Linked DNA regions of Homo sapiens: region 2 is linked to region 1. Evidence: read pairs that join two places in POLR2A ChIA-PET (ENCODE). Cell type or tissue: MCF 10A. All regions are shown on one strand. Each heading gives the region's core, and the rest is flanking DNA. Links, peaks and the distances in the headings are about the cores only. Region 1 overlaps STXBP5-AS1 (STXBP5 antisense RNA 1). Region 2 overlaps STXBP5-AS1 (STXBP5 antisense RNA 1).

Region 1 (15,699 bases), core at 5,709-9,708:
TTGATTCAGCTCTGTCAATCACTAAGGTCCCAAAATATATATAAATGGCCAATTTTGATACCGTGTCAGGGATTAAAAACACAAGGCAATATTTTTACATGTAACACAGGTACAGCCAAGATTGGAAACAAAACTAATAGAGATCCTGATAAATTCAGAATGTTCTTATTCATTTAATTTGTTAATGCTTAATTCTAACTTGAGGGATTCTGATAAATTTACCACTTAACTGAGAGGAATGTTTTTGAAATCAAGTATTTTGATCTAAGGAAAACACTGGGTAAATTTTCTGTCAAATTGTGAGCTGAGATGGCTAAGACTAAGTATATGCAAGAAGATAATGCTTGGGTATTTTTTTTAACTTTTTATTTTGGAAAATTTCAAGCCCATACAAAAATAGACAGGACAGTAGAAAGGACCCCTATGGACCTGTCATTTAATTTCAACCATTCTCTTCACATGACTTGTTTTGTTTCAGCAGCGCTGTCACCTCCCTCCACTCCTATGAAGATTCAGAAACATCTAGAAAGGCCAGGAAGATATATTGATACTAACAAGATGATATGCTATCAGCATAAATAGAAAAGTCTCCTTTTCAACATTTTTAAATGTATGTCTTTTACGTTAAATTCAGTTGATTTTAAGGACAGAGAACTGGCTTTAAAAGAATTTGTGAGGGAAAGACCTTGAGCGAATGAGCTCAATATAAACCAGTTCTGGAAGAGAACTGATAAACAAGTGGACCATATCTAAGACAGCATGAAAAGTGGGTTTCAGATAAAGGGAGGCACCATGAACTCCTGCCTCATGAACCCCTATCTGAGATAAAATCTTTAACCCTGGACACCACACGATAAGAAAAATGATGTCTAAGCAGACTACTCTGTGAGAGAGAGAGAGAGACAGAAAAGGCGAGGATCCTAAAAATCACCTCACTCACCCAAGGAGCAGATGAAGAAGTTCAGCATGTCTCACTAGGATTAAAAATAATTAAAAACTTGCAGGACAAGAAAATTGCCTTCAATAACCTGAATGTGTGTTCATGGAAAAGAGACTCAGTTTGCCAAATTAAAAATATGATTTTTTTTTGGAGACTCTTTGCAGGCTTCTACTGGTGTAATTTGGTGATAAACCTTAGACTCTCTCCAGTGTCCTTTATTTTAGTAAATGCTACATATGAGGCATACTACAAGCCATCTCCCAAATGCTTCCTGTTTTCAACGGATAAACAGATGAAATCTAGATTCAAAAATTACAGCCGATGGTGTAGATATGAAAAAATTTAAACACTCCTAGTAACTGATGTCATATGATTTTGCTAATGTAGGAAGAGAATTATCCTTAATGAAAAAGAAAAGAACTAGATCCTGGGCACATTGTTCCACAACTTGAACTTTCCAGAAGAGAGGGGTAGGTTGTCAAGAGAAGGAGAAGACAAGCATCGCTTATAACAACGGTATTATTTCCAGAGCCAGGCATCAAGTATGGTGGATGTATGTGCTTCATAAATGCCAGCTGAACTGACAAGACACTACCTCAGGGACTTGTCTCAGGAACAAACACTGGGAAGATTCCTAAAACCCAATACTGTTTTACTCCCACCTTCTCCAGTGTCTGGAAGTTTGACCTTGGAACCCATTCCATTACCTTTTGAATGTTGCTCATGATTAAAATGCAAACAATTCTAGGACAGTTCATCCCCAGGCACGAAGTGGTCACATGGTATATACAAAAGATGGGTTCAGTGTCTATCAGATTTGGGTTTAATTTCCAGCTCTGCTATTTTGTAGTTGTGTATGTAACTTGGACAAATGTCTTCATCTCTCTGCATCTCTTTCATGTGTGTTGAATGTAGGATTTTTATAAGCTCGAACAATAGGAAGTATTGAAGTATCACACATACAGAAGTAATGGTAGCTATCACTGGTGTTATTTCTTATCTGAACATTTTGAGAAAGGTGGAAAGGAAAGAATCTGAGGAAAGCAGATCCCAGGGAGCGGGCCAGGAAGGCGTGCCATCTAGGAGGGGAGGGAGAAGAAGCTACTTCAACTTGGTGCTTGGACCAACAATAGTCTTTTTGGAGCTCCTAGCTCTGTGACAGCTCATCTTCCCCATCCCTTGCCCCTTCCTTGTCACCCGTCATTTTCCCTGTATCATCATAGGCCCCTCCCCCACCCCATCCCACCCCTGTCAAACATCTTCCCTTTGATCACCACCTCTCCATAGAAACCATTTAGCTATAACTATGCTCATGGCAGATCTTTCATGCTGAAATTCTGAATAGCCCTCTAAATGAGTAGTGATTCTTTAACTAATGATGGTTTCATTTATAAGAGATAGAAGGGGCCGGGTGCGGAGGCTCATGCCTGTAATCCCAGCACTTTGGGAGACCTAGGCGGGTGGATAACCTGAGGTCAGGAGTTCGAGACCAGTCTGGCCAGCATGGCGAAACCCCATCTCTACTAAAAATACAAAAATTAACCGGGTGTGGTGGTGGGCACCTGTAATCCCAGCTACTCAGGAGGCTGAGGCAGGAGAATCGCTTGAACCTGGCAGGCAGAGGTTGCAGTGAGCCCAGATCATGCCACTGCACTGCAGCCTGAGTGACAAGAGCGAAACTCCATCTCAAAAAAAAAAAAAAAAAAAAAGAGAGAGATAGAAGGGAGCCAATGAGATAAGAAAACTGGAAAAAAAAAAAGAAGTCAAGAAAAAACAGAACACATTTAACCATTTAACATCATTTTCTTTCTTTTCTTTTTTTTTTTTTTTTGCGACGGAGTCTCGCTCTGCCCAGGCTGGAGTGCAGTGGTGCAATCTTGGCTCACTGCAACCTCTGCCTCCCAGGTTCAAGCGATTCTCCTGCCTCAGCCTCCTGAGTAGCTGGGATTAGAGGTGCCATACCCCCGACCCCCCGATCATATCCAGCTAATTTTTTGTGTTTTTAGTAGAGATGGGGTTTCACCATGTTGGTCAGGCTGGTCTTGAACTCCTGACCTCAGGTGATCCGCCCGCCTCGGTCTCCCAAAGTGCTGGGATTACAAGCATAAGCCACCTTGCCCGGCCAACATCTATCAGTTTTTAAAACAGAGAGCACAAAAGGTGATTTCTAGACCTTAAGAGGAGGTGCACCAACCTAATATTTGGTGAAAGAATAGATGTGTAATAGCGATATGAAATCAGATTCTTTAGCACAACGTAATGATTTTCAAGTAGTTGATGCATTAACTTCAGAAACTATAACTATTCCTTAGCTTTTGAAAATAAGAGAAAAATTATAAAGCCTAATTTATTAAAATATGAAAATCAAAAGAGATTCCACACTGAAATTCTATATATGGACTTATGAAAAGAACATAGTCTGGCCAACTGTTCTTTACAAAAAAAAATGCTAAAAATTCTACGTACGTCCAGATCTGCCCTAACAACATCCTTTCCTCCTGCGCCCACTCTACCTCCTCATTCTCCAACCTTTGAGAGATCCATTTGCTCAGCCCTGCAGCTACTAGGCTTAGGGTACAAAAATATCAAGGCCAGGGCAAGGTCAGGGGTCAAGCTAACTTCACCACTGACCAGGTTGGGCACACTGTTCAGTCCCCTGGTGTGCTTGTTATATGCGCTTGTGAACATTTGGTTAAAGTGATTTTCTTCTTTATAAAATGGGATTTTAATCAGATTCTCTCTCACTGTGGTGAAGAGGTTATAATGAGATTAAATGTGGAGAAGAACCTGCCCCGGCGCCTGGTGCACGGATTGCTGCTTCTTGACATGCCAGGCATAGGCCTGCCACGGGCTCTTTGCTTCACTGATCCTTCTGCCTGAAGTGCTTCTGCCCAAGATATTTCCAAAGCTTGCTCTGTTACCTCCTCCAAATCTTGACTTCAGTTTCCCTTTCTCTGTGAGGCCTTCGCTTGCCACCTTATCTAAAATTACAACATTCTCTCTATCCAAGAGCCTTTCCCCGCTACCTATTTATTTTTCTCCTTAATTCTTGTCATCCTACAACAAATGGTATATTAATTTATTGTATTTCCCTACTAGAACATAAGTCCTTCAAGAGCACGGAGTTTTGTCCATTCTTGCCCGTTTGATCTCTTCCATTATGCCTAGTGTGGGTACCATATAAGCACTCAATAATATTAAGTTGATGCAAAAGTAATCATGGTTTTTGCCATTAAAAGTAACCATGATTACTTTTGCACCAACCTAATATTTGGTGAAAGAATACATGCAAGGATACATGTAAGCTACTTGTACTAGCAATGCCCTTTCTTACTCAATTTCAGAAGCTCAGACATTGTTACCCTTTTCCAATCCTATTTGTCTAATAGTTATTAACACACTTCCTACCCCTATGCTGAGTAATGAGCTTCTATTAGTGAATTGTGTTCATGTAATATTTAGCAGGACTCAGTTTTCCCATGGACTCTCACCACCCCCTGGGATATGAACCTCTATCCTTGATGATGTTTGCACTAGGAAGAAGTAAATTCTCCTTCTTGTCCATATGTACACATAACAGAGTATGAGCAGGCATAATTGTCCATGTGTGCACCTCAGGCAACTGAGCCAAAGGTGCATTACTATAGCTTCTAGGACTATATGTGTAGATAGGGCAGTAGATTGGGATGCCAATTTATTGAGTTGAAGTAAAAACACATGCCTTGGATTCAACTGAGCTTTTGTGCATGGACAGTCGGAGTGTGAACAATGTGATGGGATGACATTGTCGGGAGTGGCAGCTGTAACAGCATCAACTGGTCACAGCCCTAAAACACAGTGAGTCGTTGAGTCTGTTGTCATATTTCTTATAAATTGTAACAACTTTTGAGACTTTTGCCAGAGCTGGGGTCAGTAATGAATGCATTTTCTGATACACCAAAACACCCACTCCCATGAACGCAGTTCATTCCTTAAAGCATATCCTGGCACAAAGGAACAAGACAGTGTTCATGTAGTGGACACTTATTGTTATTTAGGTGAAAAACCTGGAAAGGCAGGAAGAAAATATTTACTCCGAGGAATATTGGTTAGTCATTAAAAAAATGTCTGAAGTACAGACAATTTGGAAAATTTACTGGTAGCTCTCCTCTCCACGAGATGGCACTCATTGTCTTCCTTCCCTTTTATTTAAAGTTTCAATGCATTCATATTTAAGAGTTTGAATATACCTATATGCACATACATATGCACATGTATGCATAGTATAGCTATGTAAATGTGTATACACACATACACATGCATATACATGTGTGTGTATATCTTAGGCTTTATAATTTACCTAGATCATTCATATTCTTTTAACCATTCAGTTGCATTTTTGACAAAACTGTCATTTACTTGGAGCCCTTGGGGACATTCAGACAGACAGTATGTAGGTTGCTGTGTTGGTAGGTGTAGGGGGAGAGTCGCCATCTTCATCTTCTTCACTCCCACCCCTTGTTCTGCTTTGCCAAAAGACAAAAATACAAAGTTGCCTTGGAGCCTGGGCATCTACCCACAATAGGCAAGAATAAAGCCAGTAACCACATAAACAGAGAATAAACAAGAATGTAATGGGATGAGCTATTTATAGAAAGGCTACCCATCTAGGTTGTTAAGGGACTGAGCAGCCTACTTATTTGAAAAGCTGGTAACATTTTTAAAAAAACATTGAGGTTCACTCCCCTCAGGAGGAATCTTGCTCCTGTTAGCATCCAAGGCCTGAGAACAACTGTTTTCTTTTGTTAGTAAGGGCTAATTTTAATTAAAACAAGATCTCCTTTTCTTGAGGTTCTCCCACCATGCATTCCAGTCTTGTGTTCTGGTTAGAATGCTTCATCAATAGCCGACTTCAGTGTGGATTTGGAGGTCTGAGACACAATTACAGTAACTGGAGAATCAATTAGGGCTTTGGATCATTATGCAGCAATTCTATTTTTATTACGTTAGCACTAAAGTGGGGGAAAGATCAGGAACTCAGACTCTATAGAAAGGCAGATCAACTAATCTATAGGGGAAATGCAAGTTTCTCAGCAACAACAACATCAACACACATTAGCAGGCTGGAAATTCAACTCAAATTGACCGTGTGGGCATTCAAACCAAGCGGGCACTTGGAAGACGGAGATGATAAAGGTCCTTAGAGGACTTACTCATTCAACATGCGTTAGACAATAGCAGCCAGTCCCTCCCGCCTTTGCAGGGGTGCCTTCCTCTTGAGGCCTCTTCCTCTCCAGAAGGAAGCGTTGCACTCCCTACTTGCATGTATTAGTTTCCCTCTATGTAAATCCCCGTAGCTCATATTTATAAAGCACTTTGTTGGTTTCACACAGGTGACATCTAAGAATCATCTTTGTTCTTCTCAGCCACAATGGGGAGGAGGTTGACATGTTCATCCTAATTTTACAGATAAGTTCTGAATAGGGGTTCATGATTTGTCCAAGGTCACAAACTATGTAGAATCAATGCCTAAAATAGAGAACTGGTCCCCAGACCTGTAGCCCACACTCCCTTTTACCTGATCACATAAAAAGCCTAAGATTGATATATCATAGGAAATAAACCTTTGTTTTCTTCTCTAGCATATGCAGGAGTATCGTAAGCCAAAGTTCCCAGTGGATATTTTACATGTGACACTTTCTACCCCTAAACATTGTTTGCTATAGCCTTCTTGAGGATGGAGTCATGACCTCAGAGAAAGGGCACAGTATATTTCATTTCTCCTAGTCCCCAGACTGGATTTTCATCACGGCTGGTGCCAGGTTCTTTTTTAGTACTGCACCGGGCGTATGAGAAAGAGCTTATTTTCATGACTAGCAAGGGCATCATTCAAAAGACAATTTGAACGTGGCCTTTTATGTATTTTTTTGCAAAGCTGTTATTTGGATAACCTTCAGGGAAATCCTTAAAACACTGAAAATGAAAACCATTAACAATGTGTTAGACACACATATACAGAAGAGCTGATAATGTTGAGTGCATGTGTATATTCTGTATCCGTGTGTGTGTGTGTGTGTGTGTGTGTGTGTGTGTGTGTTGAGGGAAATAAGAGATTTGTTCTCTGGGAAATAGCTGATCCAGAAACTGTCATTAATTCATAGGCCAAAAAGCCAAACTCCTATTTTGCAGCCCTTTCCCCATGGACTTAAGGAGTCTGAGGATTAAAAAAAAAAAAAAAAGTCTGAGGTATAAATACGATCATAAAGAGACATTCAAATTTGCTTTCTTCAAAGATTTTGCTCTGAGCTACCCACGACTGCCTGAGACATGTCAGATCTTCAAGAAGTGGCTAGCTCTACTCTGAGAAGCTTTCTGTTTCTGCTTGCTACCCAGGCAACCAAAATGTCAGTGTGCACATGTGCATGCGTGCATATAAATATATACACATCTCTCACCATCTTATTCTTCACGTGCTACCTGTCTGCGTATATGTGTTTATATACATGTATGCGTATGTCTGTGTCACATGTACATTTAGAGGTGTTTTTGCTATTTGAATTTTTGCTTCTTTTTATTTTTGAAGACCAATGGAAAAGTGTTTGAAGACAGCAGATTACATTAAAAAATCAGTTTCACCGACTGGCTCTCAGATACTGGGTACATGTATGCACACACACACCTCTTCTACCCCCTCTGATTAATAGATGCTTCCTCTTAAGTCCTTTAAAAGAGGCATTCTTAGGCACATTTCTCTGCCAAAATGTAGTGGATTCCTCTTTGAAGCTGTGACCCTGTTGATTTTGTTCACTGCCAAATTTCACATCATGAAAAAAATAGCTTAATATTGGAGTGATTAACTTTCATGGAGAGCTGACAGAATTGAGTTCTTCAAAACCTAAACTCTGCCAATTTTGATGTCCCTAATTTATTCCAACAACCATTTAAGTCTAAATGCTTCCATTTTAATCACATTAACAGTATATTACAAAGAGACTGAACACCCAGAGGACTCCAGTTGCAAAATGAATTTGGCTCTTCCTTGTCCTCTTTATCTTTAGAATGATCAAATAGCTGCTGGCAAAAATGTTCAGCTAGAGTCAGCCCTCTGGCAATTTCCCATTGAGTCCCTCTGCTTCCTTAGCCAGAGGCCTGAACCTTGGCACTTGCCCAGACATCACAGAGGAAATAAACATACCTATTATCCAAGCAACCACAAAGATGCCTATCTGACCATTGCTGGCATTAGGTTTACCTGGACAGCTGCATTTGACTGGGGCTAAAGAGAGGCAGCTTTGTGAAACTAATCCACATCAATTCCTATCAACCTGGAGGCCTGATTGGCACCACGATCTAACCAGGGAGGCTGCAGCAGTGGCCCTGGGGAAACTGTGTGTTCCTGGTACCCCTTCTGGGTCTCACCAGTTGATAAAGTATCAGGCCTTCAGTGGGGCCAGTGCAGAGATTTGTTTATACCAAGGCTGAGCCATTGCCAGTTTGCCCATTCCTCTGGTACTGTACTCACATAAAGGTGCAGGAAAGCTGAATATTTAATGCAGGTATTTTATTTGAAACCAAGTGCTCCTGTTCTCCAGGGTCTACTTTCTGCCACCAGCCTACATCCTAGGAAATAGAATAAACATTTTTCTGTACTGCATAAGCCAAGCTATTTTCATATTTAGTTTCCCAACAGCCATCAACTGCATATGTGTGCAGACCCTGAAAACTCAAATACCTCCTTACTGTTTTGGCAGTGTTACATGGTGGTTATAAGCTAGGGTGTTCCTGTCAGAGAGACTGTGCTAACCTCTCAGCTCTGTCACTCATGGTATAACTTGCAGCAAGTCATTTCTGCTCTCTGAGATTGTTTTCTCAACTACTAACATGGGTAAAAGAATTGTATCTACTTCACACAGTGCTGCTTTGAGAAACAAGTGAGGTAATGCACAAAATTAAGAATCTGGTCTATAGTAAGTGCTAAATTATGCACTTCATGTAAGTGTATTTTATATATATATATATATATATATATATATATATAAAGTGTTTAACCAGTGTTATTGATATAGGAATATTACAAATATTTTCCACTTTTTAATTGCTTGAATTCAAGATTGCTACTCAGTAACAATACAGAAAAAGAGATGAGGAGGTTACAAGTTATTTCAAGCTTGAGATACGACTTCTTTAGAGGTTTTTGTTATTACTATTGAGCTTTATTGGATTAGAAGATGCTAGCTTCCAGAATTTCTATTACGCTATGGGCTCAGGGACTGCAATATGTTGGAAGAAAAGCTGGGGATTGTCTTAAAGTTGCATTTACATACTAAGCCCACTCATTTTCCTTAGGTTATGTGATCGTTTAAGGTAGCTCTGTGATGACAGGCACTGATGGAGATACAAGGATGCCATCTCTTGGTATCTTCACATTTACATCCCTCCTAGTCTACCCCTGGGTGTTCCATGTCATCCTTATTCTGGCAATTTCATCTCCTCTGGCCATGAACAATTAAGGATATTTTTAAAAACTTATTTTACAAAGTCCCATATTTCCACTTAAAAATCTTTGAAATAAATACATTATGAAAACAGAATTAAACACTTAAACACAGGTTATTTTTGTCCTCTTTGTTAACCCAAGGCAGTATCTTCTAAAGCCAGGGCTCTGTTGATAACTTTGGTTGGTTTCATGACAACTTCTATAGTTAGAATCCCATGTTGAAAGATGAACTGAATGAGACAAATATGAGGTAATTTTCCTCAATCAGACAATAAAAGTGATGGGAAAACAATATATTTTTTAAAGTTTAACTTTTATTTATCAACAAATACTCTTTTTTTCTTTTGAAACAGAATCTTGCTCTGTCACCCAGGCTGGAGTGCAGTGGCACAATCTTGGCTCACTGCAACTTCCACCTCCCAGGTTCAAGTGATTCTCCTGCCTCAGCCTCCTGAGTAGCTGGGACTACAGGCGTGTGCTACCACGCCCAGCTAATTTTTTGTATTTTTAGTAGAGATGAGGTTTCATCATGTTAGCCAGGATGGTCTCGAGCTCCTGACTTCGTGATCCGCCCGCCTCAACCTCCCAAAGTCCTGGGATTACAGGCGTAAGCCACCATGCCTGGCCAATCAACACATACTTTTGAGTGATACAGAGGTGCCTTTGGCATTGTGAAAGGTGAAATAGAATATTTTTTGTACTTTAAAGTAGAGGAAGTGTTCACATTTCTATTCTAGCAGAAAATCTATTTTCCCTGTAGAAACCAGTAATATTCCCTAATATAGTTATTTGTATAAGGACTAATGTTCTAGTTCAATGATTGGAGCTAGAATGGGTTATTTTTGCCCCTAGACAATTGGACCTCCACACAGAGACTCAGACTCAAAGAGAAAGGATGAAACACAAGCAAATATTATAGCCAATCCTCAGCCTCCTGAAAGGGAAGAATCCTTAACCAAAGAAGAGAGTGAAGTGTTCGAGTCTCTCACCTCTCCAAGGAAGATTCTGATGTTTATATTTGAGAAGGGAGAGTAGAATTTTTGGGACACTCATGAGTCTTTGAGAAAACAAAGTCCATTTTTATATGGCTGGAGAAGGGACAACACTTTTGTCGGAACTCAGTAGTGCTAAGAGCTGTAGCCAGTCGTTGGATGTGAACCCTGTTGCCTTCGGCTGCAATGGAATTACAGACACTGGACTTCCTTTCTTTTGGGGCCAAAGAGGTATATCCTGAGTATATTAGGTGTAACCAGGCAGTCAGAGAACAATCGCGCAGTCATTTGAAGGGTAACCAGATATCTGGGTCAGGTTGCGAAAAACATCAATAGTGTTGGGGTATTTCACTGCTGGGGCTCCCTGGGGAAAATATTACTCAATGGTCATCTTTGAAATATAGCTAAAAGCCAGTCATATTTACATCACAGAGCATTGTCTGTATATTATTTTTAAAAGCAACTTCAGTCAGCTATATATCTAAGGCCTATGGGAAATAGTCTGGTAACAGAAAGAAAAAATTCAGGTAGTATTTTCTTGGAGGGTCTTAGGTCCCAGAGATGGAAGCCTAATACATAAGGGAAAATAAAATGTGTCATATGAATAGTATACAACTACAAACCTCTTTATAAAATTTGAGATTCTGAGCAGTAACTTTATGACTTTTTTAAAGCAATCTCTTTTAGGAAGCTGAGGATATTTGGAGGATTCCATTTCCTGCAGAGTAGTTCAATTAAGCACAAGTAATTTCAGTCTATGCACAAAAGGACGTGAGTAGTAACTGGTTACCATTTGATGTTAGGATACATAGTTCAGCTCCCTTGGGACAATCTATAATAAAAATGCAGTAACACCATGAACAAATAGAAGGGGCTTTTCTCATTTACCCTTTATGACACCATTTCTGTCAAGATGGTTTCTTCGTGGAAGTGTGCATGCTGAATTTTTAGTGTTTATTTCCTTACCAATGTTCTTCTACATCCAGACCTGGCTATAGATTGCTCCTCTCAATTTTTACTTCCATCCTCTTGGCACCAACTCTCTGAGATACTGACTGATCGCTCTGGCTTATGAAGCGATATGAAGAGATATGATTCTCTCTGGCTTATGAAGCCTTAGTCATTTATGTGCATTTAGAGATATCTTTGGATGCAGACTTGCTAAATCACAAGGCAGTCTGATGATGAAGTACCTTACCCATTTACACTTGTATAGAGGAATATCATCCAATTATCTACAGTGTATTTCTGAAGTACAGGAAGTTGGAGACTGGTTCCTATGTCGGCCTTTGTGTGCAATTCTCTTTTTTACTCTTGATCATTCTGGCAGCAAGTGCATTTGACATTAAGTGCACTGCACGCTGTATCTTTGTGCATGGTGTCTCCAAGTATTTGGAAGAATCTCAGAGTCAATGCTAGAAAAATAAATGTTTTAACCAAGTTTGAACAGAACAAATTGAAAAGTCAGCTACTTAGAGGAAAGGATGCCCACTTATAATCTGCACATTATGTACTGTTGTGTTTTAGAAATACTTATTTGTAGCAGACAGCACTGCGAGGAAGAAAGATCACAGTCCTCAGAGTCAGTAGACATCAGTTTTAATTCTGCCTATGCATAGTTAATGTTTGACCTTGAACAAGCAGCAACCACTCTAACCATAGTTCTTCCAACCGTAAAATCAAAGGCAGGCCTTGATGATTTCTTTAGTGTCTCATATAGTCATTGGATTGTCCTGAGGGAGCTAAACTATGCATCCTACCATCAAACAGTAACCAGTTACTACTCATGACCTCCTGTGCATAGGCTGAAATTACTTGTGCTTAATTAAGCTACTCCTCAGGAAACAGAGCTCTAAAGCTCTACATTCTGAAGATATTGTTAAACATTTTCCTTTCATGGAATAACCAGAGATAGAAATTCAAAAGATGGGATTTCCAAGTCATGGTGACATTTTGTGTCATATCACGGGGTGATCTTGTGAAAGAAGTGGTTGGCTGTCAGTTCACCTCTCTGGACATGCTTGGGCAACAACACACAACTATTGGAGGCACGAGTGAATAGATTCTGAAGCCATCCAATAGAAGCAAGTTGTTAAGTGGTTATTTCTCAGGCTGGTTTAAATCTACTAAATTCCCATTAAACCACTATAATAAAGGTTTCTAGTATGAACTTGGAGATAAAGGTGTGCCAGGGCCATGGTCCAAGTAAAGCATTTAAATGGCCAAGTGTGATGGCCAACACAAAATCCAGAATATCAAGTCAGCAATGCCTGTCTGCTGGGAGAGAAACTAAATAGTTATAGTGGTCTGAGGAGCAAACATAAATAAATGTACCGACTCTGAAGACCTTGGCACAGACAGTACAATAATGAGTTGTTTTGACAAGTCTAAAAAATGTTTGTCTCTACTCTTTCCTATGACTTGGCAACTATTTTACCTTGTATCGATTTGTTCCTCATTTCCCTTGCAACAAAATTTACCCTCTTGCTTTAAATATGATATTCTTTCCACAAAGACTATTTCTAGCACCTATACCTTCTTCCTAAATGAGTTACTGCATTTTCTTTCTTGCCCTCTGCTAATCCTCCCTCCACTGAAAAGCCAAAACAAAAGGGAAAAATTTCACCAGCTCCAAATAAAATACTGTATATTTTCCCATTATGCAAGGAGTGAAGGCAAAATGGGTGTGGAGTTCTCTGTGGACAGCTGCTTCCCTGTACAAGATGAATACTACCAGTGCTCCTTTAGACTTTAAGTCTTTGTCTCAAAGGCTTTGTCTTCAAGCCTGTCTTGTGACTGGAGTGTTTGTTAATAACTGCTCCTCCTGCACCTCCATGTCTCTGTGTGTCCACACATCCCTGCCTACTGCTTCCCATCCCTGATTCTAGACACCGGTTTAGCTACAGGAGACAAGAATCACTTCCAAAGGAAGATGTTGAATTCAGGCAACAGAATGGTAAGAAAAAAGGCCCATGTCATTGTTGTTGTTTCATTCTTAGCACACACTTTCATTTCTAATGTTTAAATTCTATGCAGTGTTTCCTGATTAGGAGTTCTGTTCCTTTTCAAGGATTCTCAGGGATCCTTTTTTTAAGTTGATTCTCAGGGATAGAGCACGTTACCTTCACCACAGTAAGTTCCTCACAGGTGTAGAGTCCCGTTTGAATAAAAACATGTGTCTTCTCAGACAAAATGTGTGTCCTCCCTGTGGCTTGCACAGCAGGGTGCCATGTCCCTCTCTGCTTTTCCCTCTCCCCTGGAGGGTCATCTTTCTTATGTGGAAATCATGATTTTTGAGAAGCTGAAGCTGAGTTGAACTATTTTCCCCTGATTCTTATCAAGGCTTAAACTATATTAAAGGAGCTACCATTTTAAAAGATCTACTCATTATACTTCTTTTAGTATCATAGTTTTAATACTTGTCATATGTCCTAATCCAAATCCTATGCTTTACAAATAATAAAAATAAGGCCTAAAGGTATAGTGACTTACCCAAGTTTACAGAGCTAATTTGTGGAGGACAGTGGAGAGTAGCCCAGGTTCTGATTTTCTGGTTTTGCATTCTGATTTTACATTCACCGCTATACAAATTTTACATTCACCACCACACAAATGGAAGAATTTTGTTATACTTCCAATAGATACATATGTGAAGATCACACATACCCATTGAATATGTTTCAATCAATCTTGATGTTGGGAATTCTTTCATGTTTGGACCAGGATGGTACTTCCATCAGAGCAGAGTATTCCGCCAAGCTAGGAGGATCTCTTCATCCTCTAGACAGAAAAGACAGCTGACCTCAGCCCAACATTCTACTTCATAAAAGATGTTCATAGTCATGATGTCATTCTATCCTCACTAATCATAAGAGGTTGATAATATTGATAGTTTTACCTTATAGACAAGGACCCCAAGCTTCCTCAGTAGAAATCTAGCCATTAGTTCATGTCACATGACTTCACCTCCAGATAGACCTTGTTCTAGCTTGGAATCCATCTGAAGTGCATTCTAAACTAGGGGAAGCGTCCATACTTTCTTAGCTGGAGTATCCTGAGGGAGAAGAGCTCTAAAGAATAAGAAGAGCAAGGACACAACCTGACATCATGTTGCTGCCCCACCCGGCACACCCAGCCACACATATGTGCCCACAAGTTTTGATAAGAGGGTGCCTTCACGGTCCCCAAATCCTTAACATTTATGATGATGAATTCTGCATTGGGGTAGCCCATTTCTGAAATTTCAATTTGGACTTGAGTGAAAACAGATTTCCTATTAAATTCTTTTTGACAGAAACATCTCATAAACAAACAAGCATATAAACAAATATTTCTAATTTCCTCTTGGTGAATTATTTAAAGAATGCACATAAATCATGGCAATGTTTTTCCTTTGGATGACTTTTATTTATAGTTTTCTGTCTTTAAGAAAAATTTCAATAATTCATAATCACATTTTATAAAGTTGCCTTGCTGCTAAGAGCCAAGATAAAGATACATATGATTTAGCTTCCTAATATTTTATTTCTCTCTTCACCCATAAGAGGTCTGGTTTCCCAAGAGAGCTGAGCTCTGTATCAGAGGGTATTCTAATAATTTCATTGATGTATACAAAATGTATTTCCTTTTCCTAAAATGAAAAAGGAAAGTAGCAAAGGCAGTTTTCATTATACAGATTCATAGTGGTGCACCACAGTGGTCTGTGCTCATCCTGAGAGGAGGCCTGACGTATGGCTGCCAGATTTGAATATAAATGTAAACTCCTATTGCTCCACAGAATCCCATGCAGAAATAAGCTTACACCCAATGCATGGAGAAAATCAATAGTATATTATTAAAAGAGCATTCTGACTTTGTGTAGAGCCATTAAAATTAATCCCATCAGCATTAAGTCATGGGCCCTAGAGAATCACCCAGGAGAGCCATGGAATGATGGCAACCCACACAGATTAGGAAGAGAAGATGACACAGGCAGAACAGAGAAGGAAGTGTGGTCTGGCCCAAGCATTGCCCATGTCCCTTCCTGGCTGCCCTTCTTGTGAACACCTGGGGGTTCTGCATCTACACGTTCCTGGTGCCCAATCCTGAACACCACCCTGTCTCTGCTCCAGCCCTCCCTGTCTCCTGGAAGTGCTGCTTCTGAAGGCAACTGCTCTAAACCTTCTGCTTCTTTAGACAGCTGTCTGATAAAACAAAGCTTTCTGCAGGGTTCATGACTGACAATAGGGTCAAATGATCAATTGCCCCTGATCACAGACTTCCTGTGAGATGCAACACCGTAGCCCAAAGTC
Region 2 (15,699 bases), core at 4,382-8,381, 230 kb after region 1:
CCAGCACCCAATAGGTAACTAACTAGAGGATATACATAGTCAATTAAAAGAAGAAATTTGAATTCTAATTGAATAAAATTCAAATATGAAAAGCTGTTCAACATCAGAAGATCTCACAAAAACAACACAAATTTTATTAAAGTACTATTTTTTTCTCTAGCAGTTTGTTATGATTAAAAATTATGCTAATATCCAGTAGTAGCATAGGAGCAGGGAAATACATCTCATTCTTACGACATTATCAATTGATGTATTTCTAGGAATCAGTTTTTCAAAATGTATCAAAATGCTTAAAATAATTTATACCCTTTGACTCAGCTATTCCCCTTCTAGGGTTTTACAATCAGAAAACATCTGATTGTATGTCAATTATATCTCAAAAACTTTGAACAAAATTATTTTCAATTAAATAAAAAACTGAATAAGTGTTCAAGGTTGTATAAACGTGGGGTTTTTTGTTTGTTTGTTTTTCTTGAGATGGAGTCTTGCTCTGTCACCCAGGCTGGAGTGCAGTGGTATGATCTCGGCTCACTGCAACCTCTGCCTCCCAAGTTCAAACGATTCTCCTGCCTCAGCCTCGGGAGTAGCTGAGACTACAGGTGCATATCACCCCACCCAGCTAATTTTTTGTTTTTTTTAGTAGAGACTGGTTGGCCAGGCTGGTCTCGAACTCCTGGCCTCAAGTGATCCGCCTCGGCCTCCCAAAGTGCTGGGATTACAGCCACTGTGCCTGGCCACATATAGGTTTTAATTTATATATAAATTATGTCAGCAAGAAACTGGGAATTGACTACAGTCTAAAAATAGCAAAATGATTAAATGAATTATGGTACAGCCGTATATAGACTTTTATGTAACTGAAATTCAGATAAATCTCTAATTATAATCACAGAAAGATTGTTACACGATATTGTTATGTAAGAAGAAAAAGTTACAAAGTAATATGCAGAATATGCTCCCATTTAAAAAAAAATGTTTGAGCCTACAGGTGAGATTAAAATGTTTTGAGAAAAGACATGCAGAAGATGCTGTAGATAATCTTTTGATCATAGAATTATCCTTTTATTTTTGCTCAACTCTCCTACCTAATGTTTTAACAATAAACATGGATTACTTCTATGATGAAAAAAAAAAACAGTGAGGGTGAGGGGGGAGCAATAGAGAGACAGGACAGAAGAAGGTTTAAAAGGTAAGAAATACTACACCACTAAGAAACATTCTTTGGCTAAGTCCATGGTTTCATTGCCTCTGATTATTCCCTTTCCCGGAATTTCCTTAACTCTTATGCATATGATTTTGACAGCATTACTGTGCATCTGATTTTGTTTTCTGGTTGATTTACTCTTCAAAGTAATATCACCCCACCAGAGTTTTATAAATACTCTTATGCTGTTTTTATATACTATAAAACTCTGCACACATAGACATTTCAAAATGTTGAATAAATTTAACTGAATAACTATCAATAGCCAAATTTAGTTTATAGTCACAAACTTAGCTAAAAGAACAGATCTCAAGAAATGGACAGTACAGAATTTTCAAGATTAGTCAAGGAGGTGATTCTGGATAGAAGCTGTCCAGCAGGATCCATACAGTCTAATGCGATAGAACAAGTATTTGGCTGAGGTATGGATTCTTCTACCAATTAACTTTGGGAAAGTTACTTAAATCTATCAGATCTCAGTTTGGTCAATAAAGTAAAGCTCCTTCTATACATATGATTCCTTGATATTCATGATTTTGCAGTGGGTGCTGAGTCTCTGCTATTCATAGAAGTTGTATTTAGGAAATGGTAGAATTTAGCAGATGGACTACACAGAGTCCAGAAAGTTACCAATATTGCTCTCTTGCTTAAGATAAAAAAAAAATGGGGGCCAACCTGTTCTTTTACAAAACGTTACTATATACATTTAGGACCTTTTCATGTCAATAAAGTGAATAAAAATCTGTTGAATTAAATTCACACAAACACACATGTTTTTGCTAGGAAAAACAAAGGTTACATTAGCTAATTTGATAGGCATGATGTCTATGATGAAAGAATCAATTTGCATTCTTAGATATTCTATAAAACACTGTACACTAAATTCTGGCTCTGAAAAGATGGTTTTGCACCTCATACAAATGCTTGTGCTGCATTATAATGTGGAGCTTAATTGCATTTAAGTGCTTATTCAAAAATATGCCCTCCAACTTCTACCTCACTCTACATTTTTCAAGAGTAACTTAAAAATTTTCTAAGACATAACAAACTGTGTCTTCACTGGGTCTATTCAACATTGAATTGAGCTAATGAGGTTTACAGCTTGTGATATTTTGGCTGATAACTTGGAATGATTGAAGCTTATGAATAGAAAGGTTATAAAGGGTCATAGTTCTCCTTATCAAAATGTCTAGCCTTATTACCTTAGAGAAAATAAAAATAAAAAGACATATCGTGTTTTCACCGTAGTTTCTGGTGTGGAAATTGATTTGTTTAAGTGCCTTTTCAAATCCCAAAATATTCATATCTCATTTCTAAAATCTAGTCTTTAACAAGAAGCCAGAGCAATGGAAATAATGAACAGGCTCCAATGAAAAGGTTAGATCTTTTTAAGAACTGTATCATCAGGATTTGTTTAAAATGTCATCTTAAATTAGCAAGCCCATTTCACTTATTCAGTTGTTTTCTAATGAGAATCAACATTTATATGACACAATTAGAACACATTTATTTTTTAATGTATACAGTATAAACATAAGAAGCATCATACCCATTAAATAGACCATTATGTTAATATAGTTATGTAGATATAGTGACATATTTATGTACAAGTTCTCCATATTCTTACTAAAATTAAGATTAGGACATTAATCTTGTCCTTTACCCATTACTATTTCAAAAAGTAAAAATAAAAAACCCAGCCAGATGCTTTTTAATTTCAAAGTGTCCTTAATATCTTTGTGAGCTAGCTAGATACCTACTACAAAGCATTAGTAATTCCTTTCCTGCCAAGTTATTTTTAGGGTGTTCTAGCTTTACTGAGCTCTCTACCAAATGCAAAACATTAGATATCCTGAATTTTTCTCTGCTCTGTTCATCCTAGAGATAGAAGCTTTCTTGCTTCAAACCTCAGTGCACACATGTAAACACAATTACTCAAAACAAGGCAACAAGTGAGAGGGAGGGTTAAAATAAGAACTCAGGTAATCTGACTCACAATCCAGGATTCAACCCCCTAAAACTTGCTGTTTTCTTTGTCCTCTTTGCTGTGAACCAAGACACTTGTTCTGTAGCAGAGTGTTTCTGCTGCAAATCCAGTGGCTACTGCATTATGCAATGAAGTCAGAAGCCTGAGCTTGTGACATCAATATAGGTTGCTATGGTAACTCTTTCCATAAGTATTACAGGTTCAGTGTAGGCTCAAAAAAGGGGACTTCAGCAAAGTAGCAAAATAACTGGCATTATTTCAGCCTAAATTACAATCATAGTTGGTGCAAAAATGTTTTATAATTCCTGTAATAAAAAAAGTTCTATATTTTATGTCATTATTGAAAGTCATTTTTATAATATATTTAAAAATGAAAGTTCTCCAGTAGAAATAGTAATGCTACTGACCTTCTAAAGCATTCATGTAATCCACAAAGAAGAGAATCTCACTATAACATAGCTAATTATTCCACATATTTAGTCATTCCTTAAGTCAGGTAATGTTATATATTATATATTATGATAAATTCCTAATAACATATCATTCTAGCTTTTCCATTACAAGAATTATAAAAAGATCTCACAAAGTTGCATATATAAAAACAGTTTTAGATGAGAAGACTATTTTTAACAAAGCAATAGTAAAGATCACCTTTTGATCGCACTAGTTCATTATTATTTTCCTAGAACATGTTTGCCAGTGACTCCATTTAAATAGTTAAATCTACCTTCCTTTGTAAGATATGTTTAAAAAGATTCTTTGGCCTTCAAATTTTTTTAACCTGAATTAGAAGCACATGGCTGAATAATTACAAAGGCTGAACTTCTTTATTACACAGCCCCTTTGTTCTTCTCATTTAGCATTCTCAAGAGGATCTTAGCTCAATTCTGTAAACATGCTTGAGCTAGGTGTTGGGGTTACAACAACATGTTGGACATTAGGTACAAGATGCCTAAGACATAATCCCTTCTATGAAAAACTCACAGGTCGAGTTAATAATTACAGCAATAAAAGTGCAAACAACAATTTAAAAATATTTACTGAGTATCCGCCATGAGCCAGACACCATGCTAAAGACTTCACGTAAATTATCTAGATGATGTAATCCTCACAACAATACAAGCAGGAAAGTGGGTACTATTATTCCCATTTTGCAGGTAAGAAAACTGAAGCTCAGAGGGATAAAGTGACTTGCCTGAAGTCACACGGCTAGTTCAGAACACAGCTGGCATTTTAAGTCAGGGCTAACTCCAAATGTTTATGATGTTTAAACAGAAATTAAAGATAATTCCCTGTTGCTCATTGTGACCAAAATTGAAAATTGCATCATCATTCTACTGAGCAAGAATTCCTTTATGTAGAATTCATTGAAGCAGAAAGCAGATAATCCTGTGGCTGACTCCATGAACACTTTTGATGACTGACTTTGCTGTTAGTGTAACATTTAGCAATTCAGAAAATATTTACCTGAAAACATTTCCTTCTTTATTGGTTACAAATGACAATGTACAATAGGAAGATGATAGACTCTTCAATAAATGATGTTTACCTCACTGGATATCCACAAACAAAATAACGAAATTAGACCCATTATTCTTACACCATACACAAAAATCAACACCAAATGATTTAAAGACCTAAACATAAGATGTGAAACTGTAAAATTCCTAGAAGACAAACATAGGGGAAATTTTCCTTGACATTGGTCTCAGCAATGATTATTTGGATTTGACACCAAAAGCACAGGCTATAAAAGCAAAAATAAACAAGTTTCTGCATAGCAAACAATCAACAGAATAAAATGGTAACCTACAGAATAGGAGAAAATAATCTGCAAACCGTACAGTTCGTACAAGACTCATATCCAAACATGTAAGAAACTCATATAATTTAATAGCCAAAAGTCAAATAACCCAATTAAAAAATGGGCAAAGTAACTGAATTGACATTTCTCCAAAGACATACAAATGACCGACATGTATATGGAAAGAAGATTGACATCACTCATCATCGGGGAAATGCAAATCAAAACCACAATGAGATATTATCTCACACTTGTTAGGGTGGCTGTTATCAAAAAGTCAAAAGAAAAAGTGTGTTGTCAAGGATGTAGAGAAATGGGAACACTTGTGTGATGTCTGTGGAGATGGTAAATTGGTATGAATGTTATGGAAAACCACCATTATGGAAAACAGTATGGGAGTTTCCCTTAAAAATTAAAAACAGAACTACCCTATGATCCAGCAATCCTACTTCTGAGTATATATCCAAAGGAAATGAAATCAGGATCTTAGAGATATCTGCACCCCCCCATATCCATTGCAGCATTATTTGCAACAGTGAATAATGAAAACAACCTTAGTGTCTGTCAACATTTGAATAAAGAAAATGTGGTACATATATACAATGGAAGATTATTTAGCCTAAAAAAGTGTAATTTTATAGAATGTCATTTGCAACAATGGGGATGAACCTTGAGGGTGTTATGCTAGGTGAGATAAGCTAGACACAGAAAGACAAATACTGCATGTTCTCATTTACATGTGGAATCTGAAAAGTCAAACTCACAGTAACAAAATGTAGAATGATGGTTACCAGAGAGTTTGGGGGTGGGGAAAAGAGGAGATATTGGTCAAAGGATGCCAACTTTTAACTATAAGATGAATAAGTACCAGGGATCTACTGTACAACACAATTAGTATAGTTAATAACGTAGTGTAAACTTGAAATTTGCTAAGAGAGTAGACTCAAAAGTTCTTGCCACAGAAAGAAAACGTTAACAATGTGCAGTGATGGATATGTTACATGGGTTGATTGTGGTAATCATTTTTTAGTGTATGCATATACCAAAACATCACAATATATACCCTAATAAATGCAATTTTTGTCAATCATACCTCAATAAAACTGGGGAAAATATTGGTTCTACAACTTTTCTTACAGAGTTGCTTTAACATTCTAAAATGATTCAAACATTATATCAATTTCAGCTCAAATAAATATATTAATAATTTAATGTGTATACTGAATGGCAGTTTACATACCATACTAAATATTCATTCATTCAGCAAATATTTATTGAGCAACTATTAGGTTTCAGGTACCATGCTAAATGTTGGATGTGAAACTATAGCAAATAGTGAAATGGTCCACAAATTAAAGGAGCGTATAGTCTATAATGAGAGAAGAACATTATTCAAATGATAACATAAATAAATATAAAATAAATATAAGTATATTTATTTTATATTTATATAAATATATAAGTAAATAAATATAAAGTTCAAACAGTAAAATTCCTAAATTTCCTCATTCTGCCCCACAAAATTCAACCTTTCATCCCAGCTCAAAATCCATTGCCTCATCTTCCTCCTCCAGTCTAGACTTGGCTTCTGTCCATTCTTCCAGATGTGCTTCCTCTCTCATGTGTCTTCACCCTGCCCTCCTCTTTGGCCCTAACCACATTTGAGCTCTCATCGCGTCATGCCTTAGGTGTCTCAATAGCTCCTGGCATGACTCCCTGCTTTAGCTTCTGCCTTAAGAGTTCCTAGGGCAGATCACTATAGCCCTATATCCTGAAACACCTAAGACAAGAGAGCTTGATCACATTGCAGCTCACTCCACCCAAATACCTGTAGCCACTCTCCTTCCTTTAAACCTGAAATCTAACTCCTTAGACTGGCATTCCAAGCTTTTAAAAATCCAACCACAGTCTAACTGTTCAGTCTTGGGATCCATCACTCCTCTGCAGGTATCCCTTCCCAAGCCAAATGGATGAATCACTGGCCTGTAAGTAAGCATTTCACTTTTCCATCTCTGCTTTTATTTACTCCATGTCACCACTGAAATTCCTCATCCCTTTTCCACACCTCTCCTTCCCTTCCCTTTTAGAATTCTAAACACGCTTCTAAGTCCAACATGAATTATTGATTGGATAGTTGTACTGTTCTATTTTTTTTTGTTTGTGTGCATATGCTTTATCTCCTCTGCTAGATTGTGAGCTCCTTAAGGGAAGAGACTGTCTTCTGAATCTGCTGCAGTACAATATACATACGTGGTATTTAGTAATACCTATTGATGTCCTATCCCAGGACAATGAAAGCTTAATCAGGTAGCTTATAAGACAAATATTTGCATCGCTGATTGTGTAATTATGGCTTCCTTTGAAATTACAGATTCAGATCCTTCTGTTTCACTAAAAATCCATGGAGCAAGAAAACATAGAATAAGATTTTGCTACCTGTCTACATAGAGAAAATAATTAACTCTATGTTTGTCTGACTTTCAATGAGAACTTTCAAGCAAAGACAGTAAGAAATGAAACTAATTATTTGTATTAGTTGAGACTCTTTCTGTTGCAAACGAGAGCAATCTAACTTACAATTAGCTTAGGCAAAAATGAAAGGCAATTCATTGGCTCATGTAATTGGGAAGTCCGTGGGTAGATCTGGTTTCAATCACAGCTGGATTCAATGGAAGTCTCACTCTCCCTTTTTTTTTTTTTTGAGAGTTTACCTTATTCTTTATAGCTACAGACAAGCCATTTGTGTATGATAAAGACAAAGCTGGTGATAATTTCAACTTCATATTATACCAGATTGGCAACACCAATTAAATAAAAATCTCTCTTTCATTGTCTCTCTCCCTTCCTATCCATGGAAAAATCTCAAGGAAGACGATTGAATCCTAAACAGATCATACACCTATCTGAGAAAAAGTCACTGTGCCAGAAATAAGGGCATCTGTGAATAACTCAGCCTGGGCATGGACCCATGCCTATGGCCAGAGTGATAACCAGACACCTTAATTGACTGTGCCTCTAGATCCACATGAAATTGAGAAAAGGACCAGTTGTTTTTTCAAAACAAAATAGAAGAAATGAGAAAAAAATAATCATTTCTCCCTTTAAGTCTGGAAAACTCTTAGGGTCCTGAATCATCTAGATTCACTTTAAATTCTGAAATATTAGCTCATACATTTATCCCCAAATATTTGTTTGGCACCTACTAAGTGTCAGGCACTCTGTTAGGCACTGTGAGTGATACAAAGATTATTTCATTTGACTCCTAATAATTAGAAATACATAAAGATAGAGAATTCCAATCCAAAATAGGATATGAAATATGTCACAAAAGTGCTTGGAATCAAAGATAAGGATTTAGGAATAACATATCAAGAGGTGAAAATGTAAGTGGTAGAAATAGATGAAACTGAAATTTTCAAGGTAGAGAAAATAAAGAGAAGAGAGAAATAAAGACTGAGAATAGGAAAGAGAACTTAGACTCTTACATCCATATTCAAGTTGTAGTTCATAAAATACAAACTCCTTAAGAGCAGAACTCATGTCTACTTTTGGGCAACAAAAATAATAAGACTAGAAAAATAAAATAACAGTAATAACACTGAATAACATTTATTGAGTGCTAATTATGTGATAGACATTGTACTAAGCTCTTTCAACAGATTATCCCATTTAATCCTCAAAACAATCTTATGAAATGGATATTAATATTAATATTTCCATTTTAAAATTAGGGCACTGAGACGCAGAAATGTTAAATAATCTGCCAAAGGAAATGGTGGATTTGGGTTATTACCAAGCTGGCCCAAATTCGGAGTGTGACCTCTTTATCAATATGCTCTAGTGAAAACTTTCAGAGGTTCCGTCTTTTCATGAGAGTCAAAGAACAGCTTCGGTATAAGTTGCCCAGAATCACGTGTTTTTTGAGTTTTTAGTTCACTCACACCATCTCAGCCTCTTGCCTAATGTAAATCCCATCCTCATTCTCCCCCAATTCATTCTGCAGGCCAAATTCATCCAGGAAATTTGCTGTTTGAACAGAGAGTAAATGGAAAGAATGAGGAAAAGGACCTTAAGTAGGGCATGGTACAGGCTATTGGCTCTGTGTTAGCAGAATAAACCTCAGTGGTAGAGTTATGGGTTAATTTGTGTCCCCCAAATAAGACATATTGAAGTCCTAGGCTCTAATACCCCAGAATATGACCTTACTTAGAAAGAGGGCCATTATAGAGATAATCAAGTTAAAACAAGGTCACAAGGATGGATCCTAATCCAGTATGACTGATGTCCTTATAAAAAGGGAAAATTTTAATGTAGACACAAACATGCACAGAGGGAAAATCATGAAGGAGACACAAAGAGAAGGCCATGTAAATATGAAGGCAGAAATCAGGGTGATGTATCTTCAAGGCAAAAACACCAAAGACTGCCATCAAAGCACCAGAAGCTAGGTGAGGCGCCTGGAACAGATTCTCCCTCCCAGCCCTCAGAAGGAAGCAACCATACCCACATCTTAATCTCAACCTTCTACCCTCTGGAACTGTGAGATAACAAATTCCTGTTGTTTATGCCACCCAGTTTATGGTACTTCGTTGCAGCGGCCCCAGCCAACCAATGCAAGTACCTTTGAGAAACGTTATGACCAATCTAAGCCTCTTGCTAATGAACAAGGTAATTCCCTCTTTCAGGATGCCATGTGTGTAAAGCCATGGTCATGCCAGTTCACAACAGAATATCTAGATGATTGAAATTCCAGATGTGATTTTATGGCCTCACAGGGAACACTTGCAAATGATTTTACGTAAATATTACCTTTTGTGTTTCCTAATATGTTGCCATCATTTGCTAAAAGAAGGCTAATTTTTTTTTTCTGGAGAGAATGCTTTTCTATCAGAAATCTGATACCAGATTCATAAGTGATCATTTAAATTTTTTATTCTGGGCTTCCAAAACACATCTATATACTCAGAACGAATTGTTTACCCATTGGTTCATAGGTTAAATTCACATTAAAACATTCTCAAATATCAAGAAAGTGTTTTATTTTAACAACAATCAATAATTCATCTACTGGCTAACTTTTAAGGGTTTGATGGGAAGCATGGTGGAAAAGCCTTCTTTGAGGTTTTGTGAAAAGATTAAAAACATGGCATGAATCATAGTTGCAATCTGTATTAATAGCCACATTACCAAAGAAGATAAAGAACTAGAACTTTCAAATTTTACTATGCTCTCGAGTCAATTGGCAATGTGAATAAAATATAATATGCTGAACATCACAGCCTCTTTAGGGCAAAAGTTATGAAATGTGCCCCTCTGGACTTACCTTTTCCAGGGCTGGTAGAACTCAAGGGCTGCTCTGATTCAGCAGAATGTTCGCTGCAGTGCACCCTCTCAAGATAATGCATGACCTTAAGCAGAACCTAACAGAGCGACAGAACCTGTTCCTGCACCTGACATGCTTTCTCCTTCCTTACTCCTTCCTTCCTTCCTTTTTAGTATTAACATATTTTCCTATGAAAGTAATACATCTTTGGAGTTGTAAAAAGTCCCCTAGTTTTATGTACAGAACTATCAAAATATAACACAGTGAAGGAGCATTCTGAAGCAGGCACTATTTCTCTATTCTGAATATGAATTTTGCAGTATAATATACTAGGTTGGACACAAATTTCAAAGCCAAATGGCCCTTGTTTTAAACTGACAAGTCCTTTTCTAAGCTGTATGCAACTTTAGGAGTGACACATAGCCATTCTATGTTTCCTCTTCTGTAAATTAAGGATGATAATTGTACCTCCTGTAAACAGTTGGTCTGAGAATTAAAATAAGATAGTACCTGAAGAACACGTAGCATAGAAAAAGCCACATGGTGAATACTTAATAAATGTAGGCTAGTAACTATGCTGATAAAGAAAAAGACGCCAATTATCTGACATTTTAGAAAAGTCAAAGCTATAGCAATGGGCAAATCATCAGTGGTTTCTAGGTGTTTGGGAGGTATTAGGTGACGGTTGAATTCATGAAGCACAGGGATTTATTCGAGTGGTGAAACCATCCTGTATGATATTGCAATGATAAATACATGACACTATGCTTTTGTCAAAACTCATAGAACTTTTCAGCATAAAGAGTGAACCTTACTGTATGCAAATTTTAAAAATCAAAACCATTTTGGAGATTCGAATACCTCAGGATGGAACACAGAATGTGACCAGGCTGACTGTATTACCAATGTATAAAATAAATCTAATGGTATTAAAAATGTATGAAACACGGCCAGGTGTGGTAGCTCGCACCTGTAGTCCCAGCACTTTGGGAGGCCAAGGTAGGTGGATTGCCTGAGGTCAGGAGTTCAAGACCAGCCTGGCCAACATGATGAAACCCCGTCTCTACCAAAAATACAAAAACTAACCAGGAGTAGTGGTGCACGCCTGTAATCCCAGCTGCTTGGGAGGCTGAGGCACGAGAATCGCTTGAACCTGGGAGATGGAGGCTGTAGTGAGCTGAGATCGTACCACTGCACTCCAGACTAGGGAACAGAATGAGACTCCATCTAAAAAAAAACCAAACAAACAAAAATGTATGAAACAAACTCACTGAATGGGGTGGGAAGGAAAGGTGATCTAAGTAACTTTGGAAATGAGAGAAATGTGTAAGGCTAAAGGAAAAATAAATTGTACATGAGCAGTGTAATCTAGTGAATAATATTGTTCCTCATAGGAATATAGGCAATTCTGATACTGATATATACACACACACACACACACACACATATATACACACACACTGGATATATATACACACTGTATATATACACACACTATATATATATACACACTATATATATACACACACACTATATATATATACACACTATATATATACACACACACACACTATATATATATATACACACTATATATATATATACACACACACTAAAATTGAACAATTAAGTAAATAAGAACTGGATGATACAGTCAGGTTTCTCACTGCTGGCGTGAGATCTTCAGATAAGAAAGGGAAAGAACCAAATGATCCATGTGGTCATGGATTAGAGTTGAAGACATCAATATGAACTCATATTTAGCTTAATGCAGATACAGATGGTTATACATGGGAGCAATTATAGATATGTATATATACATGGGTTAGTATCCACAAATGTATTTCCTTCCTCTGTCAGTGGAGTGGTCCTAGAAGCAACAACATCCCATTACCAACAGCAGACACCTGACACCCAGATCTTGTTTTCTAATACCATTTTCCAATCAAAAGAATCAGTGCTCTTTGGAGAATAGGCTGATCCTAGGATTGGTGCAGAAAATATTTAATATGGGCCTACAGCATCTTATAGTGCTAGAAAGTAAGGAAGTGCTCAAAAAAAGGAAAGAAAGGAACAACAACTCTGGGTTATGGAAGGAACAGAGTAGCCAACTAAAAGACCTACCAATGGTCAAAGCTGGAAAATTTGAACAACAAAATAAAGTAGTATTGGCTTATAATCCAAGGTAAAAAATAAATCTCTGAGTCCATAATGATATTCAACATGAATAAAGTTAGACCCTCCTAGAACTTGATCTTCACTGCCCACTTCATTTTGTCTACAAAGAAATCTTGTGGATGTCAGTGCTTTTATACTCAAAGAGCAGTTCCTAACACCCTAAATACTCCACTACTTTCCCTTTTAACCCATGAAAAGCTACCAAAAGTAAGAGGTCAGTCACAAATTACACTGACTTCCTAATAACAGAAATCCATATATGATTTTTCAATGAAAATAAGATATTACATTACCTAATGCCTCCTGTCGTTAGTTCTTTCCCTTCTGAAGTTAAAATTTACATATTTTATTTTTTTTCAAGTAAATCTGCTAGTAAAGTTCATCATACATAGATTTTATATGTTACTATTTTCTTTTAAAAGTGTGAAGGTATAAATCTAAGCTAGAACAGGGAAAACTGAAAGACATACGTAAATAAATGCAGGTTTTAAGAGTTATATAATAGTTTTTTATATGCTTCCACAAAGTTACCCTTCACTAAACCCTGTAAGATAAATGCACCTTGCTGAGTTGAAGGCTTTTGTGAAGGCTATGCTTTAGGGGCAAGAAGGTGAAGATGAAGCAAGGAGATGAGAAGAAACAATAGAGCCAGGTGGCTGATCTCCCTCTGTAACATTGTACTTGAGGGAGCTGTTTGCACATGAGTGTCTCATCCATCTTTCCTCTGCATGCTCTGAGTCACACACCATAAATCTCCCTCTCAGTCTTCTCAGGCCTTGCATATCTAGAATCTGATATGCATATAATATAACTTAGAAATTTTATGCTTCTTCACAGTGCCCTAAAACACATAGTGACATAATCCTTGACTTAAATGGGGCAGATGGAAATACAGATGAAAGGAGAGAGACAGCAATGTTACCACTTCTCAAGAGCTCAAAGCCATTAAGTTGCAGAACTAAGGTTCAAAGCCAACTCATCTATCCCAAAGCCCAGTGGGCCTTCCCCCAATACCAAATGCCTCTGCATACATACCATCCTGAGCCAGCTTTAACCTACATTTGGAGGTTATCTGCTATTATTGTATTCAGTGTGAGTATCCCCTTTTCCCTTCTTAGTAAAGTATATAGTGTCGTAACTTAGTGATTGGCTCGGTGCTCCTGCTCGGTTCACTGGTAGGAAAAGACTTCCTTTGGTGACTGGTAAAAAGCACTAGCCTTGTGTCCAGACTGAAACTCTGATTTGAAAATTCCTTCCAACCAAAATTCCACCCTGCCAAAATTCCTAGAATGTGTATTCTGAGAGCAATGGAAGAAGCAAGTGGACCCAATTTATGTCCCTTATAGTTATTTAATCTATTTGATAGTTCACACATCTTACAAAACCTTTATGTACCTGAAAGTTTGAGATCTATGGTTGGTTTGTTTTGGATTGGGTTGAGTTGCCTCCTTATAGGTTCTAAAAGTTACTTGCAGAAGGAGGATAAATATTTTTGTGGCACTCAAACTCTTTGAACCATAGCATTTGTGTCAATTGCTATTGCAGGTTTTACCAAATGACATATGGACTTGATAAACTGAGGTTATATACTGTTAAGCTGCTGGGTCTTTTTGAGTCCATAAATGTAATAAATAATAAATGTAAAAACAATATTATATATATTTGAGATGCTAGGTCACCACGGAATGAGGTGACAACATGGTATAGAAGACAACATAGTTTATAGTTTCGTAATACTTGTTTATACATTGCCTCACCTCCAGTTCTGGCAGCTGGCTTGATTCTATAGCCAATCCAGAGACTCTAGATTGGGTCTGGCCTTAGGCATTTTGTTCTATCCCTTAGAAGCCCTCTAAATCTGACTTGACCTTGGTTACCTTCATTCTGAGTGCCCAAGGGATAGGCCAGATTGTTTTACATTCTAACCTCAGGAATGTGTCTGCCCTGGAATAAACCAAGCAATCCATTTAATGCCTTAATTTTCACAACCGTACCAGACCTATCCTAACAGGAACCCTTACATACAAAGTGATCAAATTCTGCTGTCTGAATACAGATCCTTTAAAAGACTTTTACTAGGGAAGTTTGTAGAAAATTCAAGGACTGGACTACTCTGGAATCCTTCTTTCCTCTACCTTCCCAATACTTGGTCCATATTCAACTCCATGATGGTTCTTGACGGGCCTACTGAGTGCAAGATTCAAAATAGAGGCTCAGCAACATTTTCCAAAAATTTTTTTGCAACTTTAGATTAAAATAACGCTATTGGCCAGGCATGGAAGCTCATGCCTGTAATCCCAGCATTTTGGAAGGCTGAGGCAGGCAGATCACTTAGGTCAGGAGTTCAAGACCAGCCTGGCCAATATGGTGAAACCCCATCTCTACTAAAAATACAAAACTTAGCCAGGCATGGTGATGGGCACCTGTAATCCCAGCTACTCAGGAGGCTGAGGCAGGAGAATCAATTGAACCCGGGAGGCGGAGGTTGCAGTGAGCTGAGATCACGCCACTGCACTCCAGCCTGAGTGACGGAGTAAGACTCTATCTCAAAATAAAAAATAAAAATAAACACTATTACTTGTGGTAATTTGTTTGGTTCTCTATGTAACTGAATTCAGTTCACCAAAGTATCCCTTCATAGTTCTAATTGAACTCCTTTATTTTCATTTTTAAATACTACAACCAAAAAACTCTATATAGCCTCTAGGTTTTGCTCTTCAGATGGCTGTATTTTTGGTAGGTGAAGCAATCCTCTACTTATTTCCTCTCCATGTCACAGATTTGATTCTAACACAGTTACTAATACAAGTAAGCTACTTGACTCTTGAGGATTCACAAAATTACCCGTGTCTTTCTGTTTAAACCCTTTAAACATTTAAAATTTTTATCTTCCTGACACATTGTTTTTTATGTCATGTTATTGTTCAGCAAAGTGGTGTTAGGAATGAAAAAGTGATGATAGAAAGGAGCAAGCCTCTCCAAAAAGGGGAAAAGTAAAGGTGATATTGAGGAGTAGGAGATTTTCTTTAAGCCCCAATCTCATGCAGATGTATACAGAAAAATACTCATTCCACTGTGGAGGAATGCTAAGCAAACTGAAGTTTCTGTTTTTTAAAAATTATCTAACACGTAATAAGTTTAGAGAAAAACAGCTGTTGTTTTTATACAGCCTGAGAGTCCCTGTTTTGTTATGAGAAGAAATC

What was found. Peaks named below come from ENCODE experiments on the same cell type or tissue, not always from the same donor. Only the 100,000 strongest peaks of a DNase experiment are listed, where the experiment ranks them.
Region 2: POLR2A ChIA-PET joins it to region 1 with 5 read pairs; 1 of 35 experiments calls an interaction of 5 or more read pairs at or near these places.

The regions. Positions count from the first base shown.
Region 1 is chr6:146,897,478-146,913,176 of GRCh38, forward strand. The region is part of intron 7 of STXBP5-AS1 (STXBP5 antisense RNA 1); the gene reads right to left. Among named protein-coding and RNA genes, the nearest start is that of LUADT1, 250 kb to the right of the region's middle. In MCF 10A, for the core only: no CTCF peak of the experiment used is centred there; a DNase peak (open chromatin) is centred at 8,074.
Region 2 is chr6:147,128,666-147,144,364 of GRCh38, forward strand. All of the region lies in intron 3 of STXBP5-AS1 (STXBP5 antisense RNA 1), which reads right to left. Among named protein-coding and RNA genes, the nearest start is that of LUADT1, 22 kb to the right of the region's middle. In MCF 10A, for the core only: no CTCF peak of the experiment used is centred there; a DNase peak (open chromatin) is centred at 6,656.